2 separate regions of the Homo sapiens genome follow, and region 1 is linked to region 2. The links are chromatin loops, found by intact Hi-C in ENCODE. Cell type or tissue: K562. All regions are shown on one strand. Each heading gives the region's core, and the rest is flanking DNA. Links, peaks and the distances in the headings are about the cores only.

What was found. Hi-C counts contacts between places; a loop is a spot of excess contacts. Peaks named below come from ENCODE experiments on the same cell type or tissue, not always from the same donor. Only the 100,000 strongest peaks of a DNase experiment are listed, where the experiment ranks them.
Region 1: it touches region 2 in a loop (4-fold over the local background); 12 of 110 quality-filtered maps call a loop at or near these places.

Annotation. Positions count from the first base shown.
Region 1 is chr7:75,965,999-75,976,257 of GRCh38, reverse strand. It overlaps POR (cytochrome p450 oxidoreductase), which reads right to left. Exons shown (of 16, transcript NM_001395413.1): 3 at 3,797-3,845. Among named protein-coding and RNA genes, the nearest start is that of TMEM120A, 23 kb to the left of the region's middle. RefSeq lists an enhancer at 8,660-9,539. In K562, for the core only: no CTCF peak of the experiment used is centred there; DNase peaks (open chromatin) are centred at 3,677, 4,257 and 5,867.
Region 2 is chr7:75,861,796-75,872,054 of GRCh38, reverse strand. No RefSeq gene overlaps it. Among named protein-coding and RNA genes, the nearest start is that of RHBDD2, 12 kb to the left of the region's middle. RefSeq lists an enhancer at 5,230-5,524. In K562, for the core only: a CTCF peak has its summit at 5,416 (motif pointing left); a DNase peak (open chromatin) is centred at 5,374.

The sequences.
Region 1 (10,259 bases), core at 1,242-9,241, 100 kb before region 2:
AAAGGATATTTTAAAATAATCACCGTAAAAATACTTAATAGAAGAGAAAGTGCTCATGATTATCAGGTTAAGAGAACAAAAGATGACCTAAGATAGCAGCTAAATATTTACAGGAGCATCAAAATATATAAAATACCTAGAAATAAACTTTGTAAGAGATGTGTCAGAAGCTACTGAACTACACACAAAGGACTCACGCCAATGGAAAAGCACCCCGATTATGGACAGGGAGTCTCGACCCACAAAAATGGCAGCTCTATTTATGTCACTAGAGAAATGTGGCATGATGTAATAGAAATCTGAACCAGCTGGGTGCAGTGGCTCACACCTGTAATCCCAGTACCCTGGGAGGCCACACCAGGAGGACTGCTTAAGCCCAGGAGTTTGAGAACAGCCTGGGCAACAGAGTGAGACCCAGTCTCTACCAAAAAAAAAAAAAAAAATCTGAACAGCTTTTTTTTCCTCAACAAATTGATCCTAAAAGTCACGGAAAAATAAGTAAGAATCCATATATTAAAACATTATTTGGCAATAAAAAGGAAGTACTAACATATGCTACAGTGTGGGTGAACCTTGAACACGTTGCGCCCAGTGAAAAGAACCCAGAGACCCAGCTATTATTATTATTATTTGACACAGGGTGTAGCTGTTGCCCAGGTTTGAGTCCAGTGGTCACTGCAATCTGTGCCTCCCAAGCTCAAGCTATCCTCCCACTTCAGCCTCTCAGGTAGCGGGGACTATAGGTGCGCACCACTGTGTCCCACTAATTTTTCTATTTTTTGTGGAGATGGGGTTTCGCCATGTTGCCCAGGCTGGTCTCAAACTCCTGGGCTCAAGCGACCTGCCCATCTCGGCCTCCCAAAGTGTTGGGATTACAGGCATGAGCCACTGCGCCCAGCCCAGGAATTAAGTATATGATAAAGGTGGCATTTCAAACCAGTGGGGGAAAGATGGACTCTAATACATGGTGTTTAGACAGCTATGTAAAATGTAGAGTTGGATTCATACCTCACATCTTACATCAGGATAAATTCCCAATAGATCAGATTTTAAATTTTGAATATGAAAAACAAAACCCTAAAAGTACTAGAAAAAAAAAATACAGGAATATCTTTATCTCTTTAGCATGGGGAAGACCTTCAAATTATGACTCTAAGACCAGAAGTCACGAAAAGAAAGAATCATATAGGTGACTCTGTAACTTTTACACAGCAAAACAAATAAAAATGCGATCAGCTAGGTTGAAAGACAAACTTTTTTTTAAGAGATGGAATCTCACTAAAAGACAAACTCTTTAACGGGCAAGATATTTTCAACTTATATCACAGACAAGAGATTCATCTCCCTAATAATTTCAAGGAGAAAGATCAATCCCAACAGAAAAGCAGGCAAAAGATGTGAAGAGAGAATCTATTAAAAAAAGAAAAAAGAGGCTGGGTGCGGTGGTTCAGGCCTGTAATTCCAGAACTTTGGGAGGCCAAGTTGAGTGGATGACCTGAGGTCAGGAGTTCGAGACCAGCCTGGCCAACATGGCAAAACCCTGTCTCTACTGAAAATACAAAAGTTAGCCAGGCATGGTAGCACGCACCTGTAATCCCAGCTACTCAGGAGAATGAGGCATGAGAATTGCTTGAACCCGGGAGGTGGAGATTGCAGTGAGCTGAGATCACACCACTGCACTCCAGCCTGGGCAACAAAGCGAGACCCTGTCTCAAAAAAAAAAAAAAAAAAAAGAAAAGAAAAAAGAAAAAGAAACGAAGCCATCTAGACCTAGGTGGGTGAAAATCTACTGAATCTCATTCATAAAAATGTAAATTACAACTATACTGAGTTTTTTTTTTAAGCCTAGAAAACTGACAAAAATCTAAACTTTAATAACAAACTGTTGGCAAGGCTGTGGGGAACAGTTTTCTCACACGTCGCTATTCTTGAGCGCGTGCCACGGTGTGACTCCTACGGGGACGATTTGTAGCTTCTATCACGATTGCAAACACATCTACCTTCCAATCCAGCAATTCCACTTCTGGGACTGCTTTGTATTTGAAATGTGCAAACCGAGCTACATATTCACAGTGACATTGTTGGTAAGAGCCAAAGAGTAGCAACAGCCCCAGTGCCCATCTTTAATAGGACAGGGTTAAGTGCGTTACAGTGAATCCAGATGGCCATATAATGGAATCATGGTACAGCTAAGATGATGGCAGTATCTTTGTATTGATATGGAAGGATCTTTGAGACATATCAAGTTGTTTTGTGTTCTTTTTTTTTTAAAGCAAGGTCAGCCGGGCGCAGTGGCTCACGCCTGTAATCCCAGCACTTTGGGAGACCGAGGCAGATGGATCACGAGGTCAGCAGTTTGAGACCAGCCTGGTCAACATGGTGAAACCCCGTCTCTACTAAAAATACAAAAATTAGCCAGGCACGGTGGCAGGCGTCTAACCCCAACTACTCCGGAGGCTGATGCGGGAGAATCACTTGAACCGAGGAGGTGAAGGTTGCAGTGAGCCAAGACCGTGCCATTGCACTCCAGCCTGGGCGACAGAGCGAGACTCTGTCTCAAAAAAAAAAAAAAAAAAAAAAAAAGCAAGGTCTGGAACAGTGCACATAGTATGCCACGTTTTGTGTTTTAAGAAAAGTGTAGGCTGGATGCAATGGCTCGCACCTACAGTCCCAGCACTTTGGGAGGCGGAGGCAGAAGGATTGCTTGAGGCCAGGAGTTCAAGACCAGCCTGGGCAACATAGCGAGAACCTGTTCCTATGAAGAATAAATTAAAAAATTAGCCAGGCGTGGTGGTGTGCACCTGTAGTCCCAGCTACTTGGGAGGCTGTGGTAGGAGGATGGCTTGAGTCTAGGAGTTTGAGGCTGCAGTGAGCTATGATGGCGCCGCTGCACTCCAGCCTGGGCAACACAGTGAGACCCTGTCTCTAAAATAAAATAAAGGTTTTTTTAAATTAAAAATAAGAGTCTCTGTTTGTTTTACTTGTATGTTCATACAGGAACTCTAGAAGGATCCATAAATAATAAGAACAGTGGGGATGAGTGGGTGGCAGAGGGGAGCTTTCCACTGAATAGTGGATGTTTTTATTTTAACTATGTAAATGTAGTACTGATGCCTACAATTAAATAGTTAAATTGGCTGGGTGCGGTGGTTCACGCCTGTAATCCCAGCACTTTGGGAGGCTGAGGCGGGCGGATCACCTGAGGTCAGGAGTTCAAGACCAGTCTGGCCAACATGGTGAAATCCCATCTCTATTAAAAATACAAAAATTAGCTGGGCGTGGTGGCACGCACCTGTAATCCCAGCTACTCGGGAGGCTGAGGCACGAGAATGGCTTGAACCCGGGAGGTGGAGCTTGCAGTGAACCGAGATTGCGCCACTGCACTCCAGCCTGGGTGACAGAGCGAGATTCCATCTCAAAAAAAAAAAAGTAACAAAAACAAAGCGGAGAGAAAATGGCAGTGGTGCCACGACCGCAGCTCTGTGAGATTTACCTCTGCTCCTGGACAGGCCAGGGCCAGACGGGAGAAGCTTCGTGAGTTAGAGGGAGGGTCTGTTCTTAGACTTTGGTTTGTTCAAAAAGTAAAGATTCAAGGAAACAAACTGTCCCAGCAACAGCAGAGCTGCTTCAGGGCTTTGGTTAGGCAAGAATGACTCCCAAGCGAGCCGGGCTGCGTTCCCTCTCCTGGCCACCGGGACATCCTCTATGCGGTGACGCCAGCCGTCTGCTAGACTTGATTACATGCCCATCGGGGCCGAGGCTTCCTGAGAAGAGTAAAGACATGCAGGAAACTCACCGTTTTCTTCATCTTTTCCACAAAGCTGCTCTCTCTGACAGAGGAGGTCCTGCAAGACAAAAGTGTGCAATGAGCGTGGGAGGCAGGTGTCATGGGACACAGGTGTCACGGGACGTGGGTGTCCTTAGATGCAGGTTTCATGGGATGCTGTGGCAGCACAGGGAGGGGACATTCCAGCTTTGTCCCGTGCCACTCCCCAGGGGCTAAGCCAGCAGCTGGCCTCTAATCCAACACCAGGGCTCCCAGGCCTCCCGCACCAGCTCACCCTTCCCATTTCCCCTACAGTAAAGCCTCTTGCGACACCAGTGCTTTGCAAAGCCAAGACCTCTCCTGCACCCAGATAGATATGGGCTTGTTTCCCTCAAGGAAGAGCCAAGGTTTCCACTTCCCTCTTCCTCCCCACCCACAGCCCAGGTCCCCACGGCCTGACCTCAGCCTGACCTTCCACCTCTTCACCTCTTCCTTCTCCAGCCCCTGCCTCTCACATCTGCCACTTCCCTGCTCCGCTCTTCAACAGCTCCCACGACCCATGGGATCCGGGCACATGAGTCCCCTCAGAGTCTGTCTCCAGCGTCACCTGCCACTCCCCTCCACAAACCAAGCTTGATGCCTAATTCACACCCCCTCCCTGCATGGTGGCCTCAGAATCCTGTGCACGCCATCGCTTCCACCCAGAGCCTTCCTGCCACAGTCCCCTCACCTGGCTGACCCCCGCTCTGCCCTCAAGGTCCTGCGCAAGGGTCAGCTCCCCTGGGATTCAAAGACCCCCTCTGCTTCCCCTGCACTGGGCCACATTTCATTTTTCCCTTCTCTGCGTTCCTGGGACTACAGCCCTCACCTTGGTCCATCCCCTCCAGAGGGCAGCCTGGTGCCCGCCAGCCTCAGGATCAGGCTGGGGTGACACAATCTTCTGTCCACTGTCCACTTCTGGCCTTCTACCCCCGCACCACCCCTCACCCCGCCCCATTTTCCGTTCTTCTGTTTCCTTCTGACCCTTGCCCCAAGCCTGCAGGGCCAGAGGAACAAGCCCAGTGCCCCTTGCCCAGGACTTTCAAGCTGAAGGAGGTGAAAAACGCTGGCTGAATACAGCAAGGTGGGAAACACCTTCCTCTGGGTGGTGGAGATTTGAAATATGGCCATTCTGAATCAAGTGACAAACCTGAAGATGAAAATACATTTTTGTATTTAAAATGACATTTTTGGTCGGGCATAGTGGCTCATGCACGTAATTCCAGCACTTTGGGAGGTTGAGGCGGGAGGATCACTTGAGTCAGGAGTTTGAGCCCAGCCTGACCAACATGGCAAAACCCCGTCTCTACTAAAAATACAAAAATTAGCCGGGCCTGGTGACGCGCACCTGTAATCTCACCTACTCGGGAGGCTGAGGCAGGAGAATCACTTGAACTAGGGAGGCGGAGGTTGCAGTGAGCCGAGATCACGCCACTGTACTCCAGCCTGGGCAACAGAGTGAGAATCTGTCTCAAAAAATAAAATAAAATAAAATAAAATAAAATAAAATAAAAAACGCCATTAAAGGAAGGAAAGGCAAGCTGCAGTGTGGGAGAGGATATTTGTAATGTACTTATATGTGGGCAAAAGACTTTGATCGAGAATGTAAGAAAGCCCTACAAATCAACAGGAAAAAGACAAATCCTCCATCAGAAAAACTATCAAAAGACTTGAAGAGGCATTTTCTTTTTCTTTTTTTTTTTTGAGATGGAGTCTCGCTTTGTCGCCCAGGCTGGAGTGCAGTGGCACGATCTTGGCTCACTGCAACTTCCAAGAAGAGGCATTTTCTTAAAGAGAGTATCCAAGAACCTAGCTCAGTGGCCGACACTTGTAATGCCAGCACTTTGGGAAACCAAGGTGGGAGGATCACTTGAGGCCAGTTTGAGACCAGCCTGGGTAAAACAGCAATACTCTACCTCTAAAAAAAAAAATTTTTTTTAATTAGCCCGGTGTGGTGGTCTGTGCCTGTGGTCCCAGCTACTCAGGAGGCTGAGGTGGGAGGATCCCTTGAACCTGGGTGTTTGAAGCTGCAGTGGGCGATGATCTCACCACTGTGCGATCACATGACCGTGCGGTGCGATCATAGCTCACTGCAGCTTCAAACACCCGGGTTCCAGCCCGGGAGACAGAGGGAGACCCTGTAAATCAACCAACCAACCGATATAAATAAACAGAAGTGGTACATGTGGGGCCCGACTGATTGATTTTGAAGCCTCCAACAATAAGGATAATTAGAATAGCTACACCCTGAGTAAGGGGACCCCAGCAGAGCAGATATTTTAAACAAGAGAAAAGTGGCCGATTCTGAACACCCCTCCCGCAGTGGCCCGGCCCCATTTCCCACCTCTCTGGGCTACGCTAAGCTACTCACATTTCCACGCGGCTCCCTGGGCCTACAAGGCCCTTCCTGTGACCCCTTCCCACCTTCTACTCATCCTTTACCACAGAACTTAACTTTCCTCTCCCAGAGGCCGTCCCTGCCCCTCACGCAGCAACGCTACTGTCGCCGTCTTCGCTGTGGCACACACACTGGTCGGCCAAGGCACTTTACTCTGCACATTCCTGTGGCTTAACTGGAAGCCTGGGTTGAATAACCTTGGGGGCTGTCTGTGTATCCCTGCCATGAGCGCGACGCCTAGCACACGGCACAGGACGCCGTGTCTCCTCCTAGGGTGGCCAGCCCTGAGTTCTCTGTCCAGCACGAGGCTGGCAGGGGCGGACTAAGAGGCTGTTGAGGGCACTTCTCACTCCCTAGCCACCTCTGAGGTCTGACCTGGCATCAGCTGAAAAGCCAACCCCTATCTCTACTCAAAGGACAGATGCTTCCAGGGAAGTTCCATCTCCAACAAAGTGGATCTGAAGATTTGCTGAAGAAAAGGACAAGAGCAAACTCCAGTGCCCCGTGAGTGCCTGGCGGGTAACACAGGCCAGCCAGGTGGGGGCACGGGAGGCACTGCGCCAGGCACCGAGGGCATGAGACTAGAACGAGACAACCTGTGACTTCACAGGCCCAATCCTCCAGCCAGGGGAAGACAGCCTCCGAGGAGGATCCCAGCAAGATGGGAAGAGCCACGTGGCAGGGCGGACCTGGCTTTAAATCCTGGCTCTGACACTAGACAGGCACGGGACTGCACAGGCCCCGCCCCTCTCGTGCCCACACTATTATTAAAGAGCTGCATCTGGTTATTGCAGCCTCCCCAGTGCCTGACTGGGGAACTTGGTTAACACCCAGTAGAAAAAAGGGCATTCCCTGGAAGGCGGTCAGCCTGTGATTTCAAAGACATCCATGGCACAAGGTGGCATGTGCTAAGACCACATAGATGGATGGCACAGTTCACGCCACAGGGACGGATGGGACAGGACAGGTTCACGCCACAGGGCTTCAAAGGGAGCAGACGCTTATGGCTGAAGAAACCGGGAAAGGCCTCTTGGACGAGCTGGGCTGTCTTCTCAGGAATAGAAAACGGCCCCCTGGAGAGACAGCCCCACGGGAAGCGGGGTGCCAAGGGATGGCAACTTCCAAGCTCGGCTCCCATCCCAGAAGCCCGGCAAGTGGCGGGGGAGGAGGGCTTCCATGTGACCTCCTGACGCAGTTGGACAAAGCAGAATGCCAGGCTGGCTGGCCCTGGGAGTGGACAGGGGAGCCTCTGGGCTGGAACGTCAGAGTGGACAAGGTGTGCCAGCCTGCTCTGCCCCAAGGCTAGGGTTCACCCAGGAAGTGTGAGTGGTCCAGGGGGGAAAAGGGAACCCAAGGAGCTGGAGGCGGACCTGTGCCTCTAGGTCACCGGCGCAACACAGAACAATTCCTTCAAGTTCCTGCTGGTTAAACCCATCCTGCCGGGGAGGGTGCCAGGAAACTCCCTTCCCAACCCAAGGCCCTGCTGGGGGCTCCAAGAAGCAAAGTTCACGGGCTTAGCCCGAGAGGGCCCACACTGGACTGCTCTGAATGGGCTCCATTCCATCGGAGGACCTCAGACCTGGATTTGCATGGGGGACCTGATTATTTATAGGCAGAGAAGAGGGTGCATGAGGCCTTCCTGGTCTCCAGTCCAAATTCCTTCCTTTGGAAGCAGGGAAATGCAGCGTGCAAGTCCTGGACCAGAGGGGCCACCAGTGCCTAGGCCTGGCTGAGTCCCTCGCCAGAGACAGGGGCAGCAACCCTGGGAATGGCTGACCTTGCTGTTAACTCCAGGCAGCCGCATCTTCAGGCCTCCAGCAGGTCCCCGCCAGGAGGAAGTCTCCCACACTCGAGTGAGGGTGCAGGCGTCCCCTGGCCAAGGGGCATGAGGGCAGTCTGCCGCCAGGGACAGTGTCAGGAACTGACCTTCTCAGAGCGGGCTCCTCAGGTGGAGACGAGTACGTGCACCCCATGGCTTCTCACTCTCAGCTCCAGGACTTAAGGAAAAAGGAGGGTCACAGCTCTCTCCTGGACACCAGCAGGGGCCAGCAGATGGAAAGTTCGGCCCTGTGCATCCCCTGTTCCGTACTGGTGAGGAAGTTGCCTGGGCCCGTGGCCTCAAAGTGCTCCTGGACACCCCAAAGTCCTCTCGGAATTTCCCTGAGCTCCTGCCTGCGTCTGCCCCCATGAGCCCAAGAACTCTGCAACATCTGGAGCCCCAGCAGGCAGGACTCAGGATTCCAGAGTGAAGCCTCCCATGAGTCCCTGCACCGGGCACACACCCCTCCTCCCTCTGTATGGACCGAGGGAAGGAGAAAACCTTTCCAACCCCGACTCGGGTCTCCTTGGTAACTGTTTATATCAGAGCCCTTCTCCCCACGCCCTCCCCGTTTCCCATTAAAAAAAAAAAGGAAGTCATGTCTGCGGAACAAAGCTCTTCTAGGCTCTAGAAGACAGCCTGCAGGTTGCTATGGCAGGGCTGCACTCCATAAAGGAAGCCACACTGATCCCACTGCCAGGGCGCCACACAATCACATTAAATTAAGTCTGGTCCCTGTCTTCCCCCACACAAAAGAATTGCGGGCAAACAGAGCTTAAGACACTGGGTCCATGTCAGCGGGAAGCATCCTGTGTGCCATGAAAGACACACCTTCCCCTCCCATCAGGGCAGTTGGGGAAATGCCTGGCAAGGTGGGCTCCGTTTGCAGTGGTGATGTTCTGTCTTGGGGAGCACCCTTCTGAGGTTCCCGAGTGCAAACAGCCCATCCGAAAGCCCAAGGCTCGGCGGAGTGCAGTGGCTCACACCAGTACAGCACTTTGGGAGGCCGAGGTGGGTGGACGCCATAGCTCAGGAGTTTGAGGCCAGCCTGGGCAACATGGCGAAACAGCCTGTCTCTACCAAAAATACAAAAATTAGCCGGGTGTAGAGGTGTGCGTCTGTGATCCCAGCTACTTGGGAGGCTGAGGTAGGAGGATCACTTGAGCCTGAAGGCTGAGGTGAAGGTTGCAGTGAGCCAAGATTGTGCCACTGCACTCCAACCTGGTTGACAGAGTGAGACCCTGTCTCAAGAAAAAACAAACAAAACCAGAAAGCCCAAGGCTCCAGCCGTACAGAGGTGGCAGCTGTCCCAGGCCTGGAGCACACAGACCACGTGGCTCCAGAACGGAGCATGAAAGGTTCCAATTAAGGCTCTCCACGCCTAAATTGGGAGCAGGAGTCTTTCTGGGTTCAGGATCAGAAGTCAGCTGTAGTCCACTGCGTGGGGAAGATGAGGGAGGGCGGGAAAAGCACTGAGTCACTTGGACCGAGATGAACCGAGATGTGCGGTTCATTTTGTTCCCGTCACAGGCGACGCTGAGGAACATTTCTGGAAACTGCAAATCCGGTTGGATTTTCTGCAGCGGACTCGATTTCTCCTGAGACTGTCCCCTGCCCTTAGCAACACATGGGGAAGCTGCTTTGGACCAGCTCCCTTTCAGAACCTAGCGTCTACTGCCAAGTTCTCCAGGCTCCAGGGTCATGGGTGCCCACGGCGAGAGAAGGGGTGGCGGCTGAGGCACAGAGGCACGATGGCAGCAGAGCTGGGGGCAGCCTGCTCTGGCAGGACGGAGAGTGGGCTCTGCTAGGCGGACCCAGATTTCTTGACCTTCAGAGCCTTGTGGCATGGGGCTAATGGTTGGAAACGCCAGTCTTTGGTGAAAACAGAAAGTGGTTTGCTGGAGCTCAGACAGAAGCCAGCAGCTGTCTCTGCGGACAGGGACTCTGATGAACACGTGGGGAGGGCAGCTGCTGGAGACAGCTGGCTACAGGCAGGGGGAGGTGAAAGCAGGTGTGAGTGGCCACAGGTCAGAGACAAAACAGGCGAAGGGAATGACTTCTTACTGAGTGCCTACTGCATGCTGGCTAGCATTCAAGAAGCTTTCTATTTTATTTTGTTTAATCCTCACCACCCTGTGCAGTGCGCAAGGGTTTCTATCCACCTTGACAAGGCAGTGAGGCTCAGGGTGGGTGAAGCGGTAATTCAACTCCAGGCCTGTGAAAGCTCCAGGGCCCAG
Region 2 (10,259 bases), core at 1,548-9,547:
AGTTACAGGCATGCACCACCAGGCTCAGCTAATTTTTGTATTTTTAATAGATATGGGGTGTTCACCATGTTGGCCAGGCGGGTCTCAAGCTCCTGACCTTAAGGGATCTGCTCGCCTCGGCCTCCCAAAGTGCTGGGATTACAGGCGTGAGCTACCACACCTGGCCACTGATTTATTAATTTGGTAAGTATTTATTTAGTGCCTCCTGTGTGCCAGGCCTTGTGCTGAGCACTTTGGGTTTACAAAAGGAGGACAACAGAAGAGTCTTTGTAGAGGACTCTGTAGTTTACAAAGCACTTTCCAAAAGCACCACTTACCACTTTTTTTTTTTTTTTTTTTGAGACAGTTTCACTCTTGTTGCCCAGGCTGTAGTACCGTGGCGAGATCTCGGCTCACTGCAACCTCTGCTTCCCGGGTTCAAGCGATTCACGTGCCTCAGCCTCCCAAGTAGCTGGGATTACAGGCGTGCACCACCATGCTTGGCTAATTTTTTGTATATTTTTTTAATTTTAATTTTTTAAAATTTATTTTATTCTTTTATTATTTTTATTTTTATTTTTATTTTTTTTTTGAGACGGAGTCTTGCTCAGTCGCCCAGGGTGGAGTGCAGTGGCACGATCTCGGCTCACTGCAACCTCCGACTCCCGGGTTCACGCCATTCTCCTGCCTCAGCCTCCTGAGCAGCTAGGACTACAGATGCCCCCTACAACGCCCAGCTAATTTTTTTTTTTGTATTTTTAGTAGAGATGGGGTTTCACCATGTTAGCCAGGATGGTCTCGATCTCCTGACCTCGTGATCTGCCCGCCTCGGCCTCCCAAAGTGCTGGGATTACAGGCGTGAGCCACCGCGCCCGGCCATGTATTTTTAGTAGAGACGGGGTTTCACCAGGTTGGCCAGGCTGGTCTCCAACTCCTGACCTCAGGTGATGCACACACCTCAGCCTCCCAAGGTGCTGGGACCGCAGTCATGTGCCATCACACCCAGCTATTTTTTTTTTTTTTTATTTTTTCCTAGAGAAGCGGTCTCACTATGTTGCCCACGCTGGTCTCAAACTTCTGGGCTCAAGCCATCCTCCCACCTCAGCCTCCCAAACTGCTGGGATTACAGGCATGAGTCACCACGCCTAACCCATGTTTAATTTTTACAACAAATCTGGAAATTGGATATAACAGCTCCATTTTTAGAAGAATCTAAAGGCTCAGAGAGGTAAAGTGACTTGGCAAGCTCACACAGCCATAGAGCAGCAGAATCCACATCAGCTCACCTGACGGTAGGTTCGTGGTTCTTCTTGCTACACCAGGGGCTCCTAAACTTTGTGGATTGATAGGCCCCCCGCAACCTGCCTACGCTATATGTTTTCACTTTGTAACTTGGGGAGGAAGAGGAGGAACTTGGCATTTGCAATTGAGTCACTGCACAAGGGAAAAACTGTGGGTGGGAGGGTGGGGCTGTGATATATCTTTTTTTTTTTTTTAATCGAGAGAGTCTCTCTCTGTCCCCCAGGCTGGAGTGCAGTGGTGCGATCTAGGCTCACTGTAACCTCCGCCTCCCGGGTTCAAGAGATTCTCCTGCCTCAGCCTCCTGAGTAGCTGGAATTACAGGTGAATGCCACGACACCGGCTAATTTTTGTATTTTTAGTAGAGACGGGGTTTTGCCATGTTGGCCAGGCTCGTCTTGAACTCCTGACCTCAAGTGATCCATAGGAGTATAGGCAGTTCATATTTGAATTGTGACATGGCTTCAAGTTTACTTCCTGGAATGTTATAGACTAAAACTATTTTTTTGTTTTGAAACAGGGTCTTACTCTGTTGCCCAGGCTGGAGTGCAGTGGCATGATCATAGCTCACTGCAACCTCCACCTCCTGGGCTCAAGTGTTCCTCTTGCCTCGGCCTCCCAAGTGGCTGGTACTACAAGCACATGTCACCATGCACAGCTAATTTTTTTAATTTTTTTTTTTTGTAGAGATGGGGTTTCGCCAATCTGGTCTCAGACTCCTGGGCTCAAGCCATCCTCTTGCCTCAGCCTCCCAAAGTGTTGTGGTTATAGGTGTGAGTCACCGTACCTGGCTCCAAACCACTTTTGAAGCAAATAGATCTTACTACACATTCTACAGCAGGACAAGCAACCCACCACAAACGAATCAATCATGACGAAGCTAAATGAACAGCAGTCTATAATATAAAAACAAGAGCAGCTCAAGTGTAGAGTATAACCCAGGCGGCAAAGGCATTGGTCCTGTATTTGTGGGCACGTGTGCTGAAATTCCTGCAAGGCAGCCAGCCTTCTTGGAAAGATGTTGAGGAAACATTCTAAATACTAGAAATGTGCTGGTTTCTATTTATTTTATTTTTATTTTTATTTTTGAGATGGAGTCTTACTTTATCCCCCCGGCTGGAGTGCAGTGGCGTGATCTTGGCTCACTGTACCCTCCACCTACAAGGTTCAAGCGATGCTTCTGCCTCAGCCTCCTGAGTAGCTGGGATTATAGGCACCCGTCACCACGCCTGGCTAATGTTTTTGTATTTTTAGTAGAGACAGGGTTTCACCATGTTGGTCAGGCTGATCTCAAACTCCTGACCTCAGGTGATCCACCCGCCTTGGCCTCCCAAAGTGTTGGGATTATAGGTTTGAGTCACCATGCCTGGCCACAGCCAGCCTTCTTGGAAAGGTGTTGAGGAAGCATTCTAAATGCCAGAAATCTGCTGGTTTCAATTTATCAATTTAAACCTATATGACCTTCTATAATCCAGAAATTTATCAATAAGTAGCTCACGTCTGTAATCCCAGTGCTTTAGGAGGCTGAGGCAGGATCGCTTGAGGCCAAGCGTTTGAGACCAATCTGGGCAACATAGTGAGACTCCATCTCTACAAAAAATTTTAAAAATAAGCCTGGCATGGTAGCGCATGCCTGTAGTCCTGGCTACTCGGGAGGCTGGTGGGAGGATTGCTTGAGCCCAAAAGTTGGAGGCTGCAATGAGCTGATATCGCACCACCTCACTCCAGCTTGGGCAATAGACTGAAGAAAAAAAAAAAGGTAACTTTAGCATATAGAGAAATGAAAGTAATGTAAATGGAATTGGTTGTAATTCACCCATAAAGACCAAAGTTCTGTCTCTAAGATCTGAGTGCTATGGGGGATTTAAAGCTGACAAACACCAAGCATCACAGAACAGAGTAATTAATTTCTCCATTCACTCAAAAACATTTATAAAAATGTTATAGGCTGGGCATTGTGGCTCACGCCTGTCATCCCAGCATTTCGGGAGGCCGAGGCAGGTGGATCACGAGGTCAGGACTTCGAGACCAGCCTGGCCAACATGGTGAAACCCCGTCTCTACTAAAGATACAAAAAGTTAGGCGGACGTGGTAGCACGCGCCTGTAATCCCAGCTACTCAGGAGGCTGAGGTAGGAGAATTGCTTGAACCTGGGAGGCAGAGGCTGCAGTGAGCCGAGATCACGCCATTGCACTCCAGCCTGGGCGACACGGCGAGACCCCGTCTCAACCTTGTTCTGACTTTGCTGTAATAAGCATGCATGGTTAAGGCAATGAAAGCAATATATTGTAGAATTAACACTGAGCCTTGATCATCTTTACTTTCCCAAATTATTCCATTCCCCCATTCCCCACCTCATGCAGTATACATGGCAAAGGAAGATATTAAAATTTGAGCCAGTGATGAAAAATATTTATTTTTGACACATCAGCATTTTTTTGGTAAACAGAAGTTCTAGCTATATTGCCCAGGCTGGTCTCGAACTCCTGGCCTCAAGCAATCCTCCTGCCTTGGCCTTCCAAAGCACTGGGATTACAGACATGACTATATTGGCATTAAAAAAAAAAGTTTTATTAAAATTTTATTTACTGAGGCCGGGTGTGGTGGCTCACTCCTGTAATCCCAGCGCTTTGGGAGGCCAAGGCAGGAGGACTGCTTGAGGTCAGGAATTCAAGACCAGCCTGGTCAACATGCCAAAACCTCGTCTCTACTAAAAATACAAAAATTAGCCAGGTGTGGTGGCAGGCACCTGTGGTCCCAGCTACTCGGGAGGCTGAGGCAAGAGAATCGCTTGAACCCAGAAGGTGGAGGTTGCAGTGAGCCAAGATTGTGCCACTGCACTCCAGCCTGGGCAACAGAATGAAACTCCATCTTGAAAAAACCAAAAAGGTTTGATTTACTTACAATAAACTACATATAATTACAGTATAGATTTTGATACATTTTGACATATATATATACACACATATATATACACATATATACATATACATACATATATACACATATATATACATATACATACATATATATATACACACACCCATGAAACTATCACCACAATTTAGATAATGACATACCCACCACCCCCAAAAATTATATCTCACCCCTCTATAATCCCTTCTACTCTATAATCCCTGCCTTCTTTATCCCCAGGCAACCAATGGCTGCTTTGTGTCACTGTAGATTCGTTTAGATTTTCTAAAATGTTATATGAATGGAATCGTATAATATGCACTTGTGGTTTTGGCCTAGTTTCGTTCACTCAGCCAGATGATCTGACATTCATCATGTTGTTGCTTGTATCAATACTTCTTCCCGGCTGGGTGCAGTGGCTCATGCCTGTAATCCCAGCACTTTGGGAGGTTGAGGAGGGAGGATTGTTTGAGCCCAGGAGGTCCAGGCTGCAACAGTGAGCCATGATTGCGTCACTGCACTCCAGCCTGGGTGACAGAGCAAGACCCTGTCTAACATACACACACACACAGAGAGAGAGAGAGAGAGAGAGAGACAGACAGACAGATAGACAGACAGACAGAGAGAGAGTGTGTTGCGTGACTCAGCCTTTAAGCTTAGCTTTCCCTGTGGCATAAGTTTCGGGGGTTCTGAGATTTCACATTTTCCCTTTACAGGTGCATCGTAGGGTTTAGAAGGTGATATCTCACTTTGCACAGCTGAGACAGCTCTGGGACCAGTGCCAGGCATCCCACTTAGCCAGTTCTCGGGTGGTTCCTGGATTGACCCCCAACCTCCACTGCACATCTGCAGACACCTTGGGAAGGCACGGAATGACTGCAGGGATGGAATGGTTGAGGGTTGGGTGGGACCTGGACCTCATCCACCACCTGGGCATCCCAGGGGAGCAGGACATCAGGTCCCTCCAGCCCCCAACCCCGGGTGGTCCCAGCTTCTCAGGCCCGTGCCCCAGGGAGCAGTGCGGCTCCTTGTTCAACAGGAGGCTGTCATCGGTAGAACGCAGGGGTTGGTTGCCAGCTGCGGACTCCGGCTCATTTAACTGCTCTGCAGCCCCCACGCCGGGTCCTCACTGCCCCGTGGTAGATGGACAGCTGGGTTTGGCTTCCTCTGGTCTGATGGAGAAATGGCCTCATCCCAAAGCAGAATACTGTCCTCTGCTGGCTGGCCTGTGACATGGCTCACTTACAGACGATGGCTTTAAACAGGCACCCCAATGCCCCAATTTCCCCAGGTCCATCGTACCTTCGGGCAATCCCCCAAAGTTATGAAACTGCAGCCTGCCTTCCCTAGCATTCATGTGCCATGCTCTCTTTCCCCACATTCATAGGATGGGCACAGTCTGCAGGTCCACTGCCCAAGCACACATCCCCTTGGGAAGAAATGCCAACTCCCTCCCAACCCTGCTGGCTGGCATCCCTTAGATGTGTCCAACACTTGCCTTCAGCAGGGCATGGGAAGCGAGACAGGCAGGAGTCAAATAGTGTAGGCAAGCCCTTGGAGGCCATGGCGAGGAAAGTAGATGCTGTTTCCAAGGACAGTGGGAAGTTGCTTAGAGAGGTTAAGCTGGGAGGGTAATGACTAATGACCCATTTATATTTTCGAAGGAATGGGAAACAAGCACTCAAAAACATTGCTGATGAGATCGAAAATGGGTGCAATTTTTTTTTTTTTTTTTGAGACCGACTCTCGCTCTGTCACCCAGGCTGGAGTGCAGTGGTGCAATCTCGGCTCACTGCAGCTTCCATCTCCCAGGTTCAAGTGATTCTCCTGCCTCAGCCTCCTGAGTAGCTAGGATTATAGGTGCACGCCAGCACGGCTGGCTAATTTTTGTTTGTTTGTTTTTTGAGATGGAGTCTCCCTCTGTCACCCAGGCTGGAGTGCAGTGGCGCGATCTCGGCTCACTGCAACCTCTGCCTCCTGGGTTCAAGCAATTCTCCTGTCTCAGCCGCCCAAGTAGCTGGGACCACAGGCACCCACAACCACACCTGGGTAATATTTGTATTTTTAGTGGAGACGAGCTTTTACCATATTGGTCAGGTTAGTCTCGAACTCCTGACCTCAGGTGATCCACCTGCCTTGGCCTCCCAAAAGGCTGGGATTACAGTCATGAGCCACCGCACCCAGCTGGGTGCAATTTCTATAGAAGGGAATCTGACAATATCTATCAAAATGACAAATGTACATATATTTGATCAATTTCACTTCTAGGATTCTAACTTGTAGATATCCTTGCTTAAGTGCAAAGTGGTTTAAGAAGTTATTCATTGCAGCATTGACTGCCAGAATAAATGATTAGAGATGACCCAGATGTCGATCAATGTGGGAATGATTAATAAATTATGGCGCGTCCTTTTTTTTTTTTTTTTTGAGACATATTGCTGTGGTGGGATCTCAGCTCACTGCAACCTCCGCCTCCCAGATTCAAGCGATTCTCCTGCCTCAGCCTCCCAAATAGCTGGGATTACAGGTGTGTGCCACCATGACCTGCTAATTTTTTGTATTTAGTAGAGACGGGGTTTCACCACGTTGGCCAGGCTGGTCTCAAACTCCTGACCTCAGGTAATCCACCCACCTCAGCCTCCCAAAGTGCTGGGATTACAGGCATGAGCCACCATGCCTGGCCAATAAATTATGGTGTGTCCTTTTGAAGTAATCCTCTGCAGTCATAAAACCAAAAAAAAAAAAAAACCCCAAACTAAGGAAGCTAGTATCCATACAGAATGCTACCTAAAATATTTTATTGAGAGAGGCAAGGTTCCTAACAGTGATTATAGTATGTTACACAAATAACAAAAGGCTTTAAAAGGTATAGGAGAGGCTAGGCACAGTGGCTCATGTCTGTAATCCCAGCACTTTGGGAAGCTGAGGTGGGAGGATCACTTGAGCCTGGGAGTTCGAGGCTACAGTGAGCTATGTTCACAACACTACACTCCAGCCTGGGTGACAGAGAGAGACCCTGTCTCAAATATATATATATTTTGAAACAGGCCAGGCACAGTGGTTCATGCCTGTAATCACATTGCTTTGGGAGGCTGATGCAGGAGGATCTCTTGAGTCCAGGAGTACAAGACCAGCCTTGGCAACATAGTGAGATACTGTCTTTACAAAAATATTTTTTATGTTAGCCATGCATGGTGATGTGTGCCTGTAGTCCCAACTACTTAGGGGGCTGAGGCAGGAGGATCGCTTGAGCCAAGGAGGTCAAGGCTACGGTGAGCTATGATCATGCCACTGCCCTCTAGCCTGAGTGAGACACAGTAGGACCTTGACTCAAAAAAAAAATTAATTAATTTAAAAAGAAACAAAAAAGATTACTCTGGCTGTTGTGTGGAAGGAGGCAAGAGTGAAAATGGTTCATTTCACCATTTTTTTTCTTCCCTTTTTTTTTTTTTGAAACTAGAGTCTTGCTCTGTCACCCTGGCTGGAGTGCAGTGGTGTGATCTTGGCTCACTGCATCCTCTGCCTCCCAGGTTCAAACAATTCTCCTGCCTCAGCCTCCCAGTAGCTGGGACTACAGGTGCCCACCAGCATGCCCGGCGAGTTTTTTGTATTTTTAATAGAGACAGGGTTTCACCATGTTGGCCAGGCTGGTCTCGAACTCCTGACCTCCAGTGATCCACCCACCTCAGCCTCCTAAAGTGCTGGGATTACAGGCATGAGCTACCTGTCTGGCTCATCTCACCATTTTCTGTAGGTGGTGCAGGAATCCTGGAAAGAGATGACCATGGTTGAATGAGGGGAGTAGCAGCTGAGGAGGGGAGAAGCAGGTGGATTTCAAATATACCTGGAAGTGGAGCCTATGAGGTGGCTGATGGAGTGGGTATGGGGGTAAGAGAAAGAGAGAAATCAGGCCGAGTGCGATGGCTCATGCCTGTAATCCCAGCACTTTGGGAGGCCGAAGTGGGTGGATCACTTGAGCTCAGGAGTTTGAGACCAGCCTGGGAAACATAGAAGACCTCATCTCTACAAAAAGTACAAAAATTAGCAGGGCATTGTGGCATGAACCTGTAGTCCCAGCTACTTGGGAGAGTGAGGTGGGAGGATTGCTTGAGCTCGGGAGGTCGAGGCTGCAGTGAGCCCTGATTGTGCCACTGCACTCCAGCCTGGGTGACAGAGTAAGACACTGTCTCAAAAAAAAAAAAAAAAAAGAAAGAAATCAAGGAGCACTCCTACATGAATAGTCGTGCCCTTGAGTTTGGGGGAAGCTAGAGGGAGAAGAAGATTGGCATTGGAGTAGGGGTAGGAAAGGTACCATTGCATTTTGGAGAGGACAGATTGAGGGAAGCTGAGAGGGCAGGGAAGGCATGGGGGCAGAGAAGCAGGATAATTGAGAATTAATCTATTTAGGCCAAGTGTGGTGGCTCACACCTGTAATCCCAGCACTTTGGGAGGCCGAGGCAGGCGGATCACGAGAGGCCAGGAGTTCGAGACCAGCCTGGCCAACATGGTGAAACCCCGTTACTATTAAAAATACAAAAATTAGCTGGGTGAGGTGGTATGCACCTGGATCCCAGCTACTTGGGAGGCTGAGGCAGCAGAATGGCTTGAACCTGGGAGTCAGAGGTTACAGTGAGCTGAGATAGTGCCAATGCACTCCAGCCTGGGTGACAGGGCGAGACTCTGTCTAAAAAAAAAAAAATAAAGAGCAGTGAGTCTATTCAAAGTGATTCAAGGTGACAAAATGGTGCAGAACTGGTGCAAGGACAGAAATGTGGACCAATGGAATAGAAGAAAGAACACAGAAATAAACCCTCATATTTAAAGTCAATTGCTTTTTGACATGAGGACCTAGACCATTCAATGGGGAAAAGGCAACATTTTCAACAAACGGTGCTGAGAAAAGTGGGATATCCATATGCAAAAAAAAAAAAAAAAAAATGCCATTTGACCCTTCCCTCACACCATATACAGAAATTAACTCCAAATGAGTCAAAGACCTAAATATAAGAGGTAAAACTTATAAGACTCTTAGAAGAAAACACATTGGCTTTGGCAATGATTTCTTGGATGTGTCACCAAAAGCCATAAAAAGGCAATAAAAGAAAAAATAGAGAAGTTGAACTTCATCAAAATTTAAAACTTAAAAAAAATTTTTTTTTTTTAAATAGAGACAAGGTCTCACTATTTTGCCCAGGCTGGTCTCAAACTCCTGGGCTCAAGCAGTCCTCCTGCCTTGGCCTCCCAAAGTGCTGGGATTACAGGTGTAAGACACTGTGCCCGACCACCAAATTTTCAACCTTTGTGCATCAAAAGAAACTATCAAGAGAGTAAAAAGACAACCCACAGAAAGGGAGGGAATATTTACAAATCAAATCCAAAATATATAAAGAATTCCTACAACTCAACAACAAACAAACCAACTGAAAACTGGTGCTGGGTACGGTGGCTCACGCCTGTAATCCCAGCACTTAGGGAGGCCAAGGCGGATGGATCGCTTGAGGTCACGAGTTTGAGACCAGCCTGGCCAACGCGGTGAAACCCTGTCTCTACTAAAATACAAAAATAGCCGACCCCGTCTCTACTAAAAATACAAAAATAGCCGGGCGTGGTGGCCCAAGCCTGTAATCCCAGCTACTTGGGAAGCTAAGATAGGAGAATCGCTTGAACCCTAGAGGTGGAGGTTGCAGTAAGCTGAGATCATGCCACTGCACTCCAGCCTGGGCAACAGGAGCGAAACTCCGTCTCAAAAAAAAGAAAGAAAGAAATAAAGAAAGAAAATTGGGCAAAGAACTTGAATAGATATTTCTCCAAAGAAAATAGACAAGTGCCAATAAGCACATAAAAAGATGCTCAACATCACTAATCATTAAGGAGATTCAAACTGAAAAGACAATGAGATACCACTTCACACCTTATTAGGATAGCTATGACATATTTTTAAAAAAACAGAAAATAACAAGCGCCGGCAAGGATGTGGCAAGACTGGAATCCTTTTGCACTGCTGATGGAAACGTAAAATGATGCAGCTGCTACAGAAGACAGTTTGGCAGTTCCTCAAAAAGCTA